Regions from separate parts of the Mus musculus genome. Here region 2 is linked to region 1. The links are chromatin loops, found by intact Hi-C in ENCODE. Cell type or tissue: gastrocnemius. All regions are shown on one strand. Links, peaks and the distances in the headings refer to the core of each region. The heading gives the core; the rest is flanking DNA.

Region 1 (9,221 bases), core at 1,917-6,916:
AACACTCCAGAGGCTGAGGCAGGAGGATTGTGAGTCTGAAGCCAGCCTGAGCTACTTTATCTCTAAGTGGAACTTCAACAGGCAGGGCTCTGGTTCAGCGGAGGAGCCCCCGGCCGCTGCGTGCATGTGTTCAGCCTCCAGAAAACAAAATAAAAGGACCCTTTGGGAAACAGTCTGGTATCTCCCCACCAGCCGCACAATGGCCACCAACCCCAGAAGCTCACTCACGGGACTACCGTGAGAAAAGAAAACTTGGTTCCATGGAAGCATAAACCATAGTGGCTAGGAAAAGAAAGAGCAAAAGTCGCTGCCAAGGGAGGAGAATGAGCTCTGTCTATAGAGTGGGATAGCGAGTGGCCATGGAGCCAAGCGCTGGACAGGCAGCAATGCCGACAGACTTACAGACACTGCTGTAAGTGAGAGGTGCCTCTGTGTATTCTATGATGTTTTTAGATGAAATTCCAAAAATAGATCTCTAGAGACAGCAGATTCCTGGTTGCCAGGATTGTGAGGGGGTGGAGGTGGAGAAGGAGGTTGGGCCAAGTGGGGAAAGATTTGAGGTTTCTTTCTGAGGTGGAAAAAAAAAACATTCTAAAATTATTGTGTTGGTGTTTGCACGGGTCTTGAATCTGCTACGCTCTCTGGGTCTGTGCTTCAAAGGGGTGAGCTGTTGTGGAGTGTGAGGCCATTAGAGAAAAATCTTGGCCTCTCCAACATAGCACTAGGTGGATGCTGTCCCTACCAGATGGAGCACCCTTCCCTGTGCAGTAGGAGCCTCCTGGGAATAGAGGAAGAGAGTCTGTGGTAAGACCATCAGGATCTGAGAAGACCTGATCAATCGATCCCCAGTGGCACCCCTGGTCACCTGTGTCAGCCTGGACATGTGGCTTCGTGACTGTAAGCACTCAGAGCCCCAGAGCATGGCGTGAAGGAGGAGTACAAACCTCCATGGTCTCTGGCCTGACTCAGATGGTCCTGACCAACTGGCTCCTCTCCTGTGATGACAGTGAAGCCAGCCTGGCCCCCATTGTCCCTGCACAAGGTGACATGATGCAAGGATGGTTTGCAGGGCTCAACTGAGCTGGTCCTATTCTCTGTGGCAAGAGAGGCATCCCTAACCCTTCCTTAAGGTCAATCCTTAGGGCTGGGGCTAGCTACTCATGAGCACCAGTGTTGTGTGGGCACTGGGCATCCAGCTGAGTGCAGAGAAGGTAGCTCAGATCCTCCCAGAGGAGGCAGCCTGTGTCCTTCCAACTGATCTGTGGCCACTGCCTGATAGTCAAAGCCTGAGCACAGATGGGGTTGTGACTGTCACCATCTGCTGCAGTTTTGCTTTAAGGGTTTGCATGTTGATACTTGGTCCCCTTGTCATAGTAGTAAGAAGTGACCAATGTCAGGGTAGTGGAAATCATTGGTAATCCCAGTACTTGGGAGGCTGAGGCAGGAGGATCACATGTTTGATCCTCCTAGGATCACATGGTGAGTTCTGAGACAACCTGGGCAATATATCCAGACAGATACTGTTGAAGAAGAAACGAGGAGGAGGGGGAGGAAGAGGAGGGGAGGAGGAAGAAAAGGAGGAGGGGAGAATGAAGAAGAAGTAGAGATGGGAAGGGGAGAGAGGGAGGAGGAAAGGGAAGAGAAGAGGGGAAAGAGAAGAGAGAAGAGGAGGAGGGAGAGAAGGGGAGGAAAAGAAAGAAGAGGGGAAGGAAGAGCAAGAGAAAGGAGGGAGAGGGGGAAGGGGACGGGGAGGAGTTGAAAGAAGAGGAGGAGGAAGAGAAGGAGGGAAGGTGTGTGGGATGTGGAGAGGGAAGAAGGGAAGGGGTGTGGAGAGAACAGGAAAGGTGGGAAGAGGAGCAAAGGGGAGGAACTTTAGGGACAGGTCCAGCTGGAGGTCGCTAGGTCTGGTGCTCCACTCTGAATGAACTGTAAGAGTACTTGCCTGGCCTTGGAACCTACCCTGGGTTTGTTTACCCCCAGCCCCCTCCCCTCAGAGAGGCTCCAGTCTCTGCCCTCTGCCAGGATATCTCACACATGCAGGGGCAGAGCCTCCCCTGAGTGCAACACCCGGACTTACGACATCCCGTGCACCTTTCTTTCTTGACCACTTACCACTCACCCTGGCTGCAGTGCTCTTGGAAGTCCCGTCTGAAAGAAGCTGCCTAGAATTTGCTGGCACCACATGGCATCTCCTGTGACCATCGCTGTAAATAGTGGTTACAAGAGTGTGCCTACCTCTCACAGCCCCCTCTCCCCAGAGGCCGGCCCCACAAGGACTTTATTAATCTCTGCCATCCTCTATGGCTGACGCCTCAGGCCAGCCAGAGCGGGAGGGAACGGTGCCCACACAGCTCACTGAAGCCCTTAATGATCACGTCAAGTGGCTGGCCATTTATTAGTCTCCTTAGTGGAAAAGAAAAAAAGCAGAGGATCTTGAGCAGTTCAGGGGACAGTGGTTTGATTTTTTTTTATGCCTGCGCCAAGCCACAGACATTGAGGGGGTGTGTCAGAGTAGCACTCCCAGTCGGGGAAGCACGGAGGCTCTGAGCAAAGCCCTATGCAGCAGGCAGCACATGTGTAGACGCTGCTAGTCCTTGCCCAGGGCCGTGAAGCTTCCCCTTTGCATGTTTATTAGCAGATCCACAGGATTCCTTCAGATGGTCTCAGACTCTTCTATGGAGACAAATGAGAGAGCACAAGAAGCGGGTGGACACAGTTCAGGAGACGAGATAGGTGTCTAGGTCGGAAGTGGCGATGCCAGTGTGGGTCACTCCCCCAGACTCTCTTTTCTCATCCACAAAATGGACTGGATCAGAGCCATCCTTGGGGATAAAGGACCCTGTGGCCATCACTGCCTTGCAAATACTTATTTTTATCCTTGAAGTTATGTGTTGTGAGAGCCAAGAGGACATGGCAGATATACCCAAGACAAAGAAGGACAAACAGAAAAGTTTCGCTTGCTCTCTCTCTCTCTCTCTTCTCTCTCTCACACACACATACACACTCACAGTGCACACATACTCATACATACACATACTCACACTACACACACATACTCACACATTCACATGCATACACATTCACACACAACCACACACTCACATACACACATAAACTCAAACATATACAACACACTCACACAATACACACACACACTCACATACATATACACACACATACACACATTCACATACATATACACACATATACATACATACTCACACACAGCCACACATACACTCACACACATACACACATTCACATACATACACATATACACACATAATCAAACACAACCACATATACACTCACACACATTCTTATACAAACATATACATATATACATCCACATATGCACACATACATACACACATACACACACATATATACACATACACACATACATACACACATTCACACACATATTCAGACACACACTCACACACATTCACACACACTCACATACACACACACACACACTTTCTGGCACTGAAATCGCAGGCACGTACCATGACATCAGCTTCAGTTCATTTTCTGGTTGCTGTTTTGCCCTAAATTTACTTCCCACGAGGCCCGGAAATCTGCAGCCACCAGAGTGTGCAACACTCTTCCTTAGGCCTTGGGAGACTTCTGACACTTCTAACCTTTCCTTTCAGGGTTCTGGCCCCCTGCAGATTGTGCACGGGCTGTGGTCATGGTCATCCCTCCCCCATCCCGTTCCAGCCCTGTCACAGGGCCTTTTCTCCTACCTGGCTCTAGCTCTGGGCAGAACCTCACCACTACCTGTGGATTACCTGCATCTCCAGCCTCTCTCTTGTCACAGGTGCGAGGGGTGGCTCCCCAGGGTGCCACTGGGGCCACACCCCAGCCTTGGGCTCTCCATGCTCCCTAAGTACCACTGGCAGATGGTTTCCTTCTGCCACATGGTATCACAGGTGTGTGCACCCCCTCCATGTTCTTCAGTGAGCACAGAGTGTGCCGCAGTGCAGCTACTTCATTCTGTTCTCACCAGAACCCTTGGACATAAGCGTTGTGAAGATCTGCATCCTGTGTGTAGGGGAAACAAACACAGAGCAGTTTGTTCTCTTTCTCAAGGTCACACAGCATGCAGCAGAGCTAAAGTAAGACACCCCCTCCCCCCAACAGACTGGCCACAGCCAAGACCTAGAACATATTCAAGCCTTCCCCTGGGAAACCTTCCCCAGAAGGACTCACCTACCCTTCTACCCCATTCACAGCTGCCAAGTCAAAGCCTGGGGGGTGGGGGTGGGGTCATGAAGTGGGTCTCTTGTTAGCTGTGTGGCTCCTGATTAGTCATGTCCCTCTCTGGGCTTGTATTTCCTGTGGAGGCTATCTCGGGGTAACGCAGGGGACAACTAGGCTTCAGACTGACTTGGTGGCTGCTGCTGCTGCTGCTTAGGGAAAATCTAGGGAGTCTTCCATGGGTCCATGACTAAGCCCATCTGTTTCACATCCATCACTGTAGGGACAGGGACAAGGGTCCAGGTCCCTGAGCTCCAGACCAGTGTGACAGCTCCTTCACAAAGGATAGTGCCCAGCAGGGCAGAGCAGCTCACTCGCTGCCTCCTGCCCACAAGACCTCCTCACCCCAGGACCACAGCCCTCTACCCACACCCTTCCTTCCTCCACAGGAATGCCTGGAGGGGCTGGGCTAGTCCCAGCTCACCCAAGCTGTGACCTTGAACAAAGTCTTTTGTGTGGCCAGAAGCAGATACCATTGTCCCAGTGACCCTTGGGGGTGGCCAATGATAGAAGCTGCCCTCTAAAACCACGAGGTGGTGCTCACATCAGATCTACACCTGGGAAACGAGGCACAGAGCAGACGGGGACCTGCGTGGCAGCTACCTCGTGTCTAGTGCATGTGGGCAGCAGGTACCCACAGTTCTCCCTCACAGGTTCCAGTGAACAGTGAACTCTCAAACGGCCACGTGTTTCTCTCTGCCAAAAGCCTGCCCAGGGCTCCAGCCACCTGCAAACAAAGACTACAACTAAGGGGCTGCCACCCGCCCTCACCCTCAGGCACGCATGAGAGAGATATAGCTGTATCACATCGCCGTGGCCAAGCTGTGCGACTCTGACCGAGAGCACCTTGCCTCTGGGGACTGCTTTCCCCTCATCCATCCTTAAGGCCAGCACAGTGGACCACACAGCCTCTGTGGCTCAACCCGGGACCCATCCACAGAGCTGACAGATGACTCCCTCCAGATGAGGAAACCGAAGCTCAAAGAAACGGGAAGCTGCGCACCCCGAGTCAGGAAGCCCATCCAGGGCTCGGCAGAGGATGTGGGTGTTCGTGGGGCATAGGTGTTTCCTGCCCAGAGCCCGAGGTGGGGGCGGGGCCAGCCAGAGGGGAGGGGTAACTCTTTCCTGCCCGGGGGCCTCCCCTTCCACTCTCTCCCTTCCCCCGCCGAGGCTGCCAGACAAAGCGTCCTTTATCAAGATTGTGGCTGCGTGCGTTCTTCGGTGACACATGGGGACAAAGGAGGGGACCAGGAGTGACAGCAAAGCCTTGCTATCCCACAGCAGTCTGAAGTCTTCCCACGCCCCACCCGCCTCACAGGCCTCCCCAGGGCCTTCCAGCTTCCCTCCCCCAGGGCTCCGGAGGGTCTCCCGGGGCAGAGCACAGTCTCCTGCAACAGGAGCATGATAAGGCTATCTGCCTCCCAGCTCCAAGAACCTCAGTCTTTCTGCCTGTAAACCAGATGGGTGTTTGAAAGACCCCCTAAGCAAACACACTGAGAGGGGAGCGGGGGGGGGGGGCAGTTGGTACTGCTGTGTTTCATTTCCCGCCCTTCCTGCATTTCTCCTGTCCCCAGAGCTTTGCCCATACTGTCTCACTGGCCAGGACCCTTCCTCCCCTTTAACCTCTCCATATCTCTCTACAACAAGGTCCTCACCATCCCTCACTCCTCCAGGAAGCCCACCCTGACTGCAGTGTAGCCGCAGTACTGGGTGATTTGTTGACACATGGACATTCTTGCCCTCTGTCCTTCCTCAAGACCCACAGTCCCTTAACTGTCCCTATCCAATGACACAGTAACACACTGTCAGATCCCCCTTAAGGGCAAAACCAGGGCTTGCTTGTTTTTCCTCCTCAGACCTGGGACAATGCCTAGCCAAACTCAGACCATGCTTTTGATGACTAGATGGGTGAAGAGGTAACAAATGGATGGAAGGATGGATATTAGGTAGGTGGATGGATGGGTGGATAGTTAAACAATGGATTAGTGGATGACTGGATAGGTAGATAGGTGGATTATGAGTGGATGGATGGATGGATGGATGGGCGGGTGAATGCATGGATGGATTAATGGATGGATGGTGGATTAATGAATGGATGGATTGGCTATATAATATATATATATATATAGAGAGAGAGAGAGAGAGAGAGAGAGAGAGGATGAATTGATGGGTAGATAGGTGGATGGGTGGATGGATGGGTGGGTGGGTGGATGGGTGAGTGGATGAGTGAATGGGTAGATGGAAGTCTAGTTGGATGGATGGGGGCATGGGGGATGAGTGGGTGGGTAGGTGGATGGATGGATGGATGGATGGATGGGTTGGTTGGTGACTGGGTAGTAGCTAAGTGGATGGATAAACATGAGTAAATGAAGAAATGGGTTGGTGGAGGGATGGAGGATGCGTGAATGGGTGGATAAATGGATGAGGGGTGGAAGGATGGGTGACGGACTGATGAAGGATGGTTGGACAGATAAACAGGTAGGTGAATGAACGGATAGGTATATGGGCAGACGGGTGAGTGATGGAGAGATGATCATCTAATGGATAAATGGAATAGCCAGATGGGTGTGTGGGACTGTTTCCATATTTACTAGGCAAATAAAGGAAGGGAAAGAGGAAAGGGAAGGAGATGCTGGGAAGGGAGAGCAGGTGTCTTCCTAGGGCACAGGATAGCCAGCAGGAGAGGGGCTGATCAGTCCACAAAGCCATGGCTGCACCACTGACCCTCTCTTCCCATTTGTGCTCCCCTCAGAGGCTGGACTATGGAGACAGTAGAAAGCCTCAGAGTTTCCACAGTAAAAAAAAAAAAAAAAAAATGCTGGCGGTTGAAAAGATAGCTCAACAGTTATGAGCACAGGTTGCTCTTATAGAGGACCTGTGCATCCCACAGTCTCTCCCCTCCCAGGCTCCCTGGTCCAGATCTCTCAGCAGACAAAGGCCACACAGGTTCTATCAAAGCCGCAACAAAATCTGGACCAAGAAGTTTTCACTACTCCCCTTGTATCATTTATACAGTCACCTCTGTCTACCAGGCATGTGGGAAGCACACAGAAAAGAGAAACTGAGTCTAGTTCCCATGGGAGTTCATAACTTGACCAAAGCTTGAGAAACCCAAGTGCAGGTGGTTCTAGACCAGAGAAGGTCTCTCAGGCCACCGCTGTCCTCTCCATAGGACACATCCAGATGGGGCAGAAGCGAGGTGGCAGTGATTAAGAAAAGGAGACGGTAAATGTCTCTTCATTCACGGGGTGGGAATGCTCCTGGTTTACCTCCAAGGCTGGCTTTGTCTATTCCACGCCCCTGGCTAGATAAGGAAGCTGGAGCAAGCAAGGCTGGCCAAGACTGGAGTTGAGCCAGGACTGTTCAACTGCAGAGCCTGCTGTTGAGTTAGATAGAGCCAGGGCACAGGGAGTGGCAACAGCTGACTCTTAATTCAGAAAGAAGAGACGGGTGGGGGCAGGGAAGCATCCCCACTGTGTGGAAATCTTATCCACAGACCATGCAAAGGCCACCTCAGCCGGAGAGCCCACCACTCCTTCCTGAGCTCCAACTGACCCATGTCTACACCTGAGCAACCAGGCCCTTGGCCAGCCTCCGATCAGAGGGTCTTTGTTGCTTTAGCCGGGATGGCTGGTCCCAGGGAGGCCTGCAGTAGTAGCCTTCCAAGCTGGACAGAAGAGGCTGTCTCTCAAAACAAACAAACGACTTCCGGGGCAGAGGGCAGCAACAAGGTTCCAGCCGGGCCTTTGGGCTGCACGCGGCCCATTCAGCCAGCCCCGCCCGGCTGTGTGAAGAACTCAGAGAATCAATCACAAGCTCTGTGTGTTTGCAGAAGGGCGCAAGTGGCTGGGAGGTGCCTGGGGACACGTGTCTACAGCTTGGGCTCCCAAGCCTGCTGGACCCTGAGGGCTTTGATACGGAAGGAGAGTTCCAGGCCATAACATGAAGGGTGGCATCTGTGGCTTCCATGTCGTCTAAGGTTGGATTCAAAACTCCAGGCTCATTTGTGGGTCTTCTAAATAATTATAGGGAGCAGGTGGGCCTGAAGGCCCTTGGGTAGTGAGGGGGAAGTTGAGGAATTCACAGATCAAAGGAAGCTCCTTCCAGCTGGGCATTCACGTTTCTGGAAGGTTCTGCTCAGCCACATAAGGCCCAGTGTGCTCACTCTCCTAGCCATGCACCTGCAGATCTACGACACCTGGGGCCTAGTGAATACCCTGTAAAATATGAGCAAACATCTTTCGATGCTGACCGGAAAGCCTGCCTGTGGCTTGCACATCATCTGCTCTCTAGGCCTCTGGTCTGCCTCCAGAGGATGCAAGGCCCACCCCACAGCTTCTCCACCTGTGCTCTCTGGAAGCCAACTTGCTGGGGAAGTTGTCTCCTGCCTGTCCCCATTCAGACGTAGCAACCCTGCTGCCTGTATGCACTTCCGGCTCCTCCTGCTAACAGCCACCTTCAATAAAGTGGCTTTCCTGGCCACGATTCAGTCTTTTCCTCAACTTCCTGTTTTCTTTTACTGTTGTTGTTGTTGTTATTTAGTTACTATGTCAGAGTTTTGCTATGTAGCCAAGACTGGCTCCTGCCTTGGGCTCATGGGTCCAGAGATGAAGGTATGGTGGGTCATATCCCCTTCTATAGCCTGGGGTGTTGAGCTGACTTCCTGGTCTCTATCTCTATCCAATGCCTGCCAAAAGAGAGCCTCAACTCTGCCCACCACCACATCATGGTACAGATGGGGTGACCAGCCAGGTGACACTGGTCTGAGGTCATCCAGAAAGCCTCTGGTAGCTTTTGCTACCTTCTCCATAAGGTGTTTTGATCTCATAAAGTAACACAGAATATCCATGTTGACCAAATCGCCTTCCCAGTTTAGCAAAGACATTGGGCCAGCAAGATGGCAAAAGAGGTCAAGGCTCTTGGCTCCAAACCTGGCCACTGGACGTTTCACCACACGG
Region 2 (9,221 bases), core at 1,653-6,652, 73 kb after region 1:
TGTGGGAAGGTTGGCAGTGCATCAGTAGAGCTAACTTTCCCAGCAATGGGTGCCGTGTTCACTCCCACGTGCCTTGTGTAGACTGAAGGGTCAGCGAGAACTCAGCACACACAGTGTTTACACAGTGTCTGCACATACAGCATCCACACACACAGTGTCTGCACACACAGTGTCTACACATACAGTATCTACACACACAGTGTCTGCACACACAGTGTACACACACACACAGTGTCTGCACACACAGTGTCTGCACAGTGTCCACACACACAGTGTCTGCACACACAGTGTCTACACATACAGTATCTACACACACAGTGTCTGCACACACAGTGTACACACACACACAGTGTCTGCACATACAGTGTCTGCACACACAGTGTCTACACATGCAGTGTCTGCACACACAGTGTCTACACATGCAGTGTCTGCAGCAAACTGTCTAGAGGCCAGAGTCGGGGTGTCCCGATGTTACCCACCTCTCATCCCCGAACGTACACCATCGTCCCTGGCTTCTCTAAATTAAATGAGATTTAGAAACGAGACTCCACCCAGTCAGTCCTTTACAACCGACCAGGCTAGGCCAGGCTGTCCCATGGAAGCCACAGCCATGAGGCCGGGATAAACTGCTATAAACCAGTCAGCCGAGGGCTAGCTTGTGACAAGTGTCTCTCCTGACAAGAAGTCTCCACCCCATGGTGGAGTATCAGGGTCACAGGACACCCTTAGGGTCAAAGGACATCTTTGGAGTCACTGGACCTGGCTCAGGGTTCAGCCCCACATGGGTACCGGCCACCATGACAGTCCATCTCAGTTAATACTCGGTGCTGAATGTGTGACCTCACCGATCCCCAGAACCACAAGCCACAAAGCCAAAGTAGGCTCACAGGAAGTGTGCACATCACATGCTGAACCACGGCTGAGGCAGGAGGAGGAAGACCAGCCTGGGCTACATATTGGCCTAAAGTCAGTCCAGGTTATCCCTCTGAAAACAATGAACCTCACAGCCCCCTCCCCAGTGAAAGCCCTGGGTGGTAAAATCACTCAGTGGAATCTTGGAGATGCAGGGGCTGAAGGGTGGTGATGGCGGTGGAGACGGTGGCGATGATGATGACGGTGACTGTGATGATGATGATAGTAATGTTTATGGTGATGTCAGAAATAATAATAGCAGATATCTCGCTAGCTCTCACCCTCATCACCATCATCACTATCATCATCATTGTCACCAGGCCTGTAGCTCGTAGGCTAGGGCTTCCCAACTACTCTGGGCCCAGTTCAGGGCCGGACTAGAAATCATGAGACCGAGGAAGGTCTGGCTTTCCCAGCCTGCCCCAAGAGGCCTCACACAACGGTGGAGCCCAAACAAACGAGACCCCAAACAGGCTGCCCTGCCCAAGCTGCAGACCCCTTCCGGCCCTGCCAGAGCTCCATAGAGAAGCAGAAGGAAAAGGGAACCCTTGGAAACCTTGGTCCCAGGGCTGCTTCCCGAGGCCAGGGACACTCATCCCAGGGAATCGCTGAGCAACTGAAGAGGGAGGGAGAAGGGACAGGAAACCATGTCCAGCAGTGGGTGGAGGACCAGAAACCACGTGGGAGGGACCGGAAACCACATTGGGGGTGGGAGGCTGGGGTCTGATTCTGCCAATGCAAATCTTCCCAGGCTGCACTGGGCTATGGATTGTGTCCTGGAAGAGCTCAGGCTAGCCTTGTTCATGCCATGCTTTACCCAGCTCAGTGGGGAAAAAGTGGTTTACATGGGGCTCCATAGGATTCGAACCCAGGCTCCCAGACACCATTCTGGCTCTTCCTATGCCTCAGTGCAGGCCTTGAATGAATGGGGAAACTGAGGCTAAGCGTGTACGGTAGCAACTACCCGTAGCCCAGGATGGATAACCCTACCAGGTCCTTCTTCCCCTAAGACCTGACACTACCATCTTCCCAGTGCTCAGATGGGGAAACTGAGGTCTGGAGACAGCACGCACCCATAATTACAGACAGACCAGTCGCCCTGGCAGCTCTCCATCCGGAAACCCCACCCACCTCTGATTTGGTGACCTCTGCAGGCCAGAGCTTTGTGTTACCCTAGGCTAGCCTAGGTCAGTCTGTTTGTCTGTAAAATGGGTCTCGGTTATGAGGACACTGATAGTAACTATATGCCTGCAGCCCCCCACTGTGTGCTCACAGCCCCACTAGGTGACTACAGAATAGCTAGGTCCCTCTTATGGAATTTGGTGGTGTGAGTGGCAGGGCGTGGGGGGGGAGGCGAGGCATGTGAGGTATTAGTGTGTGGGCGTGGCTATGAGCGGGGTGTTGCTGTGGGGAGGGGCCTGCTGGGTGGGCTTGTTTGCGGGCATGGTGTGTGGGCAGAGCGTGCAGAGAGATTTGAGGACTGAGACCTGGGGAAGCCGCACCCAACTCCACCCAACCTACCTATCTGATGCTGGGAGGCTGAGCCCAGTACTGCCTGCCAGACCTCAGTTTCCCTACTGGGATAGCCTGCAGAGAGGACTGACCTCCGTCACCTGAGCCTGGCCAGCCTGCCAGTTTGAAACAGTGAATGAGGCCTAGCCTGTGCTACAAAATCATGTCTGAGTGGTGGCCACCATCAGTGCCTGCAGGAAGGGAAAACCTTCCACTAAGGCAAACCGCCATTTCCACAATTCAGGTTTGGCTCAGTGTCCAAGGATAAGGAGGGTGGGAGGGGATCCCGCATCCCAGAGTCCCTGGCAGGGGCAGGGCTGAGCTCTCTTCCAGCACACCCAGAGCAGCCAAGGCTTACCCCCACCCCTACCCCTCAGCTCCACCCCAGGGGTGCTAGCGGTCCATTTGAAAGTGAAGAGAAAGCATCACAAAGGAGACAGGACCTTCTGGAGAAGGGAAGAGGCACACAGAATGAAGACAGACCAGCTCTAGCTTTCCTCCTGGAGAGCTCCACCCAAGCAAACCCAAGACAGATCTGGGCTCAGGCATCCCCAGGATCAGCTGGGGCTGGCATGCTTTGGGCCAATTACCGGGCAGGGGTGGTGGCTACTCTGAGGTTGAACATGAGCTGCCCCATGCTGGGGGGTGCTCAGGTCAGTTGAGGCCACCTTTATTTGGAGATAGAGATGATGATATATTTAATGTGATTTCTGCCAGGACCCCCTCCCCGATTAAAAACTGTGGGTACTTGCTTGTCTTCAAATGCAGCCAGGCAAGCCTGGTCACATAGATTTCTAACCCGACCCTGTTAAATGATAATAAAAACCAAGAGAATGCACGGGGAAGCCTAACAAGGTGGGAGGCTACCTAGCAGGACCAGGGCAGGCAGGGGACAGTGCCTAAAGCAATGTTGTGACCTTTTAACACGGTTCCTCGTGTTGGGGTCACCCCCAGCCATAAAATTATTTCCCTTGCTACTTCATAACTGTGAGTTTGCTACTGTTATGAATCGTAACGTAAATATCTGAGAGGCAGGATATCTGATATGTGACCCCTGTGGAAAAAGGTCACTTGGTCCCCCGAAGGGCTCTCAACCCACAGGTTGAGAACAGCTGGCCTAGAGGAAGGTGTGGGGGAACCTCAGTCCCTGGGTTGTGCATCACTGTGCTCGGGCTGTTCTTTCTTGACACTGCACGGCTCCAGGCTCCTCAATAGCCTTGATCTCTCCAAGCCACCCTGGCAGTCAAAATGACACAAGCCTGGCTGTCTGGAGTACATATTCATGGGGACAGGGGGAGGGTGAAAGAACATGCTGGTGTGGCTTCTAAAGAAGGGAGAGCATCCATCCCTGGTCAGCTCAGCCCCAGCCTTGAGAGTGTGAGTTTGAGGCAAGCCTGGGCTATGTCTCAGAAGAGGGAAGACCTACACGGTGCCTCTCCCATCACGTCCTGGTGACTGGGGTGGGTGACAAGCAGCAAGGATGGGCTTGTGACTAAGAGCTGTCTGGCTTGTGTCTTCACTGCCCACACCCGCACACCGCCAGCAATGCCTGTGAGATGTTCTTAGCAACCTCCAGGGGATCTTCTACAGCAGTTCCCTCACATTAGCAAGGGGCAGGTTCTCCAAAGCCCACACAAGCAGAGATCGAAGAAGCAGCTGCACGGAGCAGGGGGTTTAAAAACAAATGGATTTGGGCCGGCAAAATGGCTCAGCGGGTGAAGCCACTGGCCTTGATGCCTGACGGCCTAAGTTCAACCCCCAGGACACATAGTTGAGGGGGAGAACTGACCTCGACGAGTTGTCCTCCGACCTCCAGGTATACACTGTGAAATGTGCACACATATTTACACAAGTAATAAGTGAACAAAAACTAATAACTCACACCTCAACAAATGCACTTTTGTACTGGCTTGCACTGGAAAACACACAGCCAACCTCGGAAGCCCCATACCCCAGCCCCTGAGATTATCACAACCCCAACTACAGACCAATCTCTCCCTTGGTCCTGCCCAAGGTCACTGTGCAGGATCTCTGGCTCCCCTGTCTCTCTGCAACATTCCTCAATGCCTACAGGTCCCCGATTCTACCTATCAATGATGTAAACCACGCCTCCATCAAAGCCTGTAACAGCTATGTGGGAAATCCCACCATAGTCATTGTGGTCCTGAAGCCAGTAAGAAGCTGAAGGTGAGACATGGTGTATCACAGGAGATGGGGGTGGGGGTGGGCAAGGGTAAGTGGATGGGCTGAAATGGAGATTCCCTTCCAGGCAAAGGTGGATGGATGATCTTGGAGAGCGTCTAAGCTTCAGGGGCCAAAGGCAACGGGGTGCTGTCTCAGGGTGCTGCTATGTTCAGTATTATCTGTGACAGGCACTGGGCCCACCTGAAATCAACAGGAAGCAGCTGTTCCCGGGTGGCCCTGTGCCCCTGTACACACAAAAAGCTCCCCGATCATCAGGAGAGGCCAGGATCCGTGTCTTGGATACCCGAGGCCCAGTGAGGAGATAAGGCTGGCTTCGCCCCAGCCACACTCCATTGGCACTGATACCTAGGGCTCTAGGTCCAGCCCTGTTGCCTATAGGGAACACTGGGCAAAAACTGTACTCTTAAAAGGCAGGGAGTGTGGGAGAGCACTTCTGTGCCCTCCCCTAAGCATGGCTCAGAAGAGCCGGTGTGAGTCTGCCTACCATCCCTCCTAGATGAATGCTCTTGGGCAGCGCATGATCTACTGCTGAGCCCCGATTTCCCTATCTGTAGACTGAGGTTTAGGCCTCAGGTTCACAGTCCTTTGCCAGACACAGAGAGAGAAGCTTCTAGAAGGTGGAAGCCAAGGGCAGCCACCTGGGTGGAGCCTGTGCCTTCCTGCTGGTGACCTCCTTGGGTCTCAGGAACAATGGCTGAGGGACGGAACAGAAGAGGCCAGCACCCAGACCAGCACATAAATCCTACCTTCCCCTGAGCAGAGGACAACAGACTTCCCGGGTGAGGCATGCTAGACTGCCTTGGTGCCCCAGCTCCCCTTCCCTCTCCCTAACCAATATCCTAGCTTGGAACGAAGAAAATGTTCTGGATACCTTGGATTCAAATAAGCCCCAGTTAACTGGAAATCTACGGTGACACGGCAGGCTCTCACCTTCCAGAGTCCAAAACCTCCCGGCTCCCATCACACCCACAATGAAATACTGCCGCCCCAGCCATCTCTGAACTCTCTGAGCTGTACTACTTTGAGCCTGCACTGTTGGACTTGGCTGACTTCGAGACTCGGGAAGCCGTGTTACAGATCCAGAAAGTCTGCGGCTGAAGCATCAGCTCCAGTGCTTACACCATGGGTATCAGCAGCTTTGATCTGATATCCCAGAATGCCACAGTCCACTCCTTCTCACCATCCAGAACTCAGCATGTGTCTCCATCTACAGCAGACCTCCCTGTAATATACACTGTGCCTATCCCTCCTCATTTCCAGGCTGGTTCATCCCGAGACTCTGTCTGGTTTTGCTGTCAGTGGCCTATCTCCTTCCCTAAAAGGCAGACTGCACCGGATCGAGGCTGTCCCTGTGGCCCCACTGCTTGGTGAGGGCTTGGTGTGCACCTGTTGAATGATCTGAGGTTTATCCTGTACCCAGGCCTCTCTTTGCTGTCCGGGGGTATTTCAGCTTCTTGGGCACTACTGATGTGTATTGCTGGATGAGTTTTGGTTGTTGTCGTTGTTGTTGTTGTAGAAAGGGGTCACACCACACGCACAGTGGAACGTTTAACAGCCTGCCAGTCCTCTATCCAGTAGACTCCAGGAGGAGCTGGACTCAGGGTGACAACCAGAGATGTATCTAGATGCTGCCAAAATTCCCCTGGGGGACGTCTCCCTGAGGCCACCACAGCCCAGATGGCAGCCATGAACGCTGGGGTTCATAACTGTGTTGAGGGTAGAGAACCATCCCTTCCCTCCAAATTCAGTACCCCAAACTCTCTGCCACCTCTCCGCTGCTCAGCCAATACCCACCCTTGAGAAGATCACAGGAGTCCACCTGTCTACAGGGGAAGGAACCAGTGATCAGGGAGGTGGAGCTCCTGCCCAAGGTCACACAGCACAGGGGATCCAACGCAGGCCTCCCCGTTCCTTACACCCATCAGCAGCAGCAGAGAGAGACCTCAGTCTGTCAACACTCTGCCTCCCCCCTCTCCCTGATCACTCTCCCTGTTCAGCCCCGTTCTGCAGGTTGCTGAGGCCCCACCTGAGGTGCTAGACACTGGAGTTTTGCGGGTGTAGTGTCAGCTCCCAGACTGTTTATGGCTGGCTCTGGCTCCTTGCCCAGAACTGGGAGGCTAGGGTCGGGGGTAACTCATGAATTCCTCCATCTCGAGGGGTGGGGGGGGGGGGAATGTGTGACCATTACGCACACCAGGGACCGCTTCCCAGCCGGGTATTGCTGTCAGGAGGAAGAAAAACACCTCCGTGCATCCAGCTGCTGGCGACCAGCAGTGCTTGACAGTGCCTGACAGCGCCGCCGCCAGCCCGCCGATGCCTGCATGAGGTCTGTCCAACAGGCTCAAACAAGAGGGTCTGTACACAGCTTGTCTCCCCACCCTCCAGCCTGATGGCGAGGCAGAATCCTTATTGCAGGGATGGCATGACACTGCGACGTGCCTCGGTTTCCCCGACCCCTCAGATCGGACAGTGAAAACACTGCTTTGAGTATGCCTTACATCTCTGAAGGTCTCATACGAAAGGCGATCGGCAGAGCAGGCCGTCAATAAAGGCTGGAGCTGTGCGCGGGGCTCCCGAAGGCCAGCTCACTGAGGTAGAACTATTATTAGCCTCAATAGAAGCACAGAGAGACTAAGTAAAGTACCCAAGGGCACACAGTAGGAAGAAGAGCTGATAGGGTCTGAACCCAGGTCTGGCTTCAGAGCTTATGCTTCCGCATCGTTACCTAACACTATGCAGTCTTCACAGGACTTCTATGGGGAAAACATTCCACGTCAGAGAGTGAGGAAGAGGATGTCAGACGCCACACAGCTCAGAAAAAGCCCGAGAGCTGGGCCTGAAACACAGTCTCTCCTCTGGAGGGATGAGCGCCATCAAGGCCTCCCCAGAATCCAGACCAATCTTTGAGTGTGAGCACAGCATGGGTTGAAAGGTCCTGGGGGGGGGCGGGGTAGTGCGTCCTAGGGCACTCTAGAAAGGTTTGGAAATTTCTGGTTTGAAACCTGGCTTTGGTCCATACAAAACTCAGCTGGATGAGATTCTGTCCCCCATTCCCCACCCCGAACCCCCGTGAAAAAAGAAAAGGCCTCAGGCAGGCTCACTGGAAGCTATGCTGTGTGATCTTATCTGAGTTGCCTGACCTCTCTGGGCAGTTCTCTCAGCTGGGAGATGTCTTAGAACAGGACCATTAAAGACAAGCATTAAGTTTCTCCCATCTTAGAGCATTCGCTTTAACCCTGTTTCATGAATGGAGACAACACAGAGCTGTGTTCTGGGGTTCTGTCGTGTTCTTCAGTGGCAGCGATGCCTCCCACCCTGATCACCTGAGTAAGGCAAACCCACCAGCCAATCCCAGGGAAGCCGAGACAAGCACAAAACACTTTCGCTGTGTGCTGTTGTCTCTCCTATACCTGATCCCCTGCCCAGAACAGTCATTCAGGCAGACACTGCTGGACCTGGCCCCCTAGTGCAGCCCCTTGCTGTGAACCCAGGACAAAGCAGGTCCTTCCCCAGCTGTCACCTCTAAAGGAGCTGGCCTGCAGGCAGGCAGACACAATCAGAGAGAATCATGGAAACTCCCCACGCTGGAGAGGTGAGGCCACTTTCAAGGGAAGAGCCAGGGCCCAGGGGCTAATTGCTCAATGCATCAAAAACACCCCAAGCCTACAGCAAGAAAAAAGGAAGGAAACCCACCCGGGGCAGATGCAGCCCTCTGCCTGTCTCGGCCTACACGTGCATGGTCAGTCCCTGGGTTCCCCTGCAGCCACGGGGAGCTGGGGTGCTGGCTGCATCTGCCTGCTCCCAAACACACTCATCCATCCTACCCCCAAGTTCAAATGAAACTTGCTCCTGTTTGGGAGAAGAATTTCATTAGGGGGAAAAAAATATAATATGAAAATACCCATTTAGAAGGAATATGCTATTAATTCTTAGTACTACATGCAGAAGGGGAAAATTGCATTTTTATCTAAATGGTTTTTCTGCATAAGCCATTTACAATGTACTTTGCTTCTTGTAATAGGCCCTGCTAACCATTAGTGCCGGGACACCCAGGCTGAGAGCTGAGATCGCCCTCAAATTACTGTAACCCCTCAAATGCTATTCAGAGGGGGGACTCAGCAAAAGGGTTGGGATCCTCTTTTTTTTTTTTTAAGGAAGAAACAAAATATTGCTGAGCAGGAGAGAAATCAGAGGAAGACAGGAGGCCATAGTTAAAACCAAAAACAAATGCCCCTCTCACCAGCTGCCACACCAAATCCCTGTTGAGTTTTGGTTGTGTGGTTCCAACCATCCAACCAACCCTGCCCGTGCAGGATCCACGCAGTACAGCACGACGGTGCGCATGTCCTCGTCAAACAAGCAAATAAGGGTAAGACGGAATTCAGAACATCAAAACAAACTATTTTTAAACACGGAGCAAAAACAGCGATGTGAGGTGGCAAGACGGCTGTTTCCCACTAAACCTCGTTTCTCTAGCTGTGGAAGCCTACAGCATGCAGACAGCAGCACCTAATGCCACACAGAGGTTCCTCCTGGCAGTTCTGAACCCTGCTACTCGGAACAACAACAACGGAAAGCTCACCACGAGAGAA

Evidence for each region. Peaks named below come from ENCODE experiments on the same cell type or tissue, not always from the same donor. Only the 100,000 strongest peaks of a DNase experiment are listed, where the experiment ranks them.
Region 2: it touches region 1 in a loop (2.6-fold over the local background); 7 of 42 quality-filtered maps call a loop at or near these places.

What each region holds. Positions count from the first base shown.
Region 1 is chr5:111,505,419-111,514,639 of GRCm38, reverse strand. Gm36223 (a long non-coding RNA gene) reads right to left here and starts at 5,362. Exons shown (of 2, transcript XR_880575.2): 1 at 3,795-5,362; 2 at 2,369-2,673. RefSeq lists an enhancer at 4,147-6,006. In gastrocnemius, for the core only: a CTCF peak has its summit at 4,787 (motif pointing right); a DNase peak (open chromatin) is centred at 2,279; H3K4me3 peaks cover 1,052 bases; H3K27ac peaks cover 3,509 bases.
Region 2 is chr5:111,432,115-111,441,335 of GRCm38, reverse strand. The region is part of intron 2 of Mn1 (meningioma 1); the gene reads right to left. Among named protein-coding and RNA genes, the nearest start is that of Mn1, 19 kb to the right of the region's middle. In gastrocnemius, for the core only: no CTCF peak of the experiment used is centred there; no DNase peak of the experiment used is centred there; H3K27ac peaks cover 3,307 bases.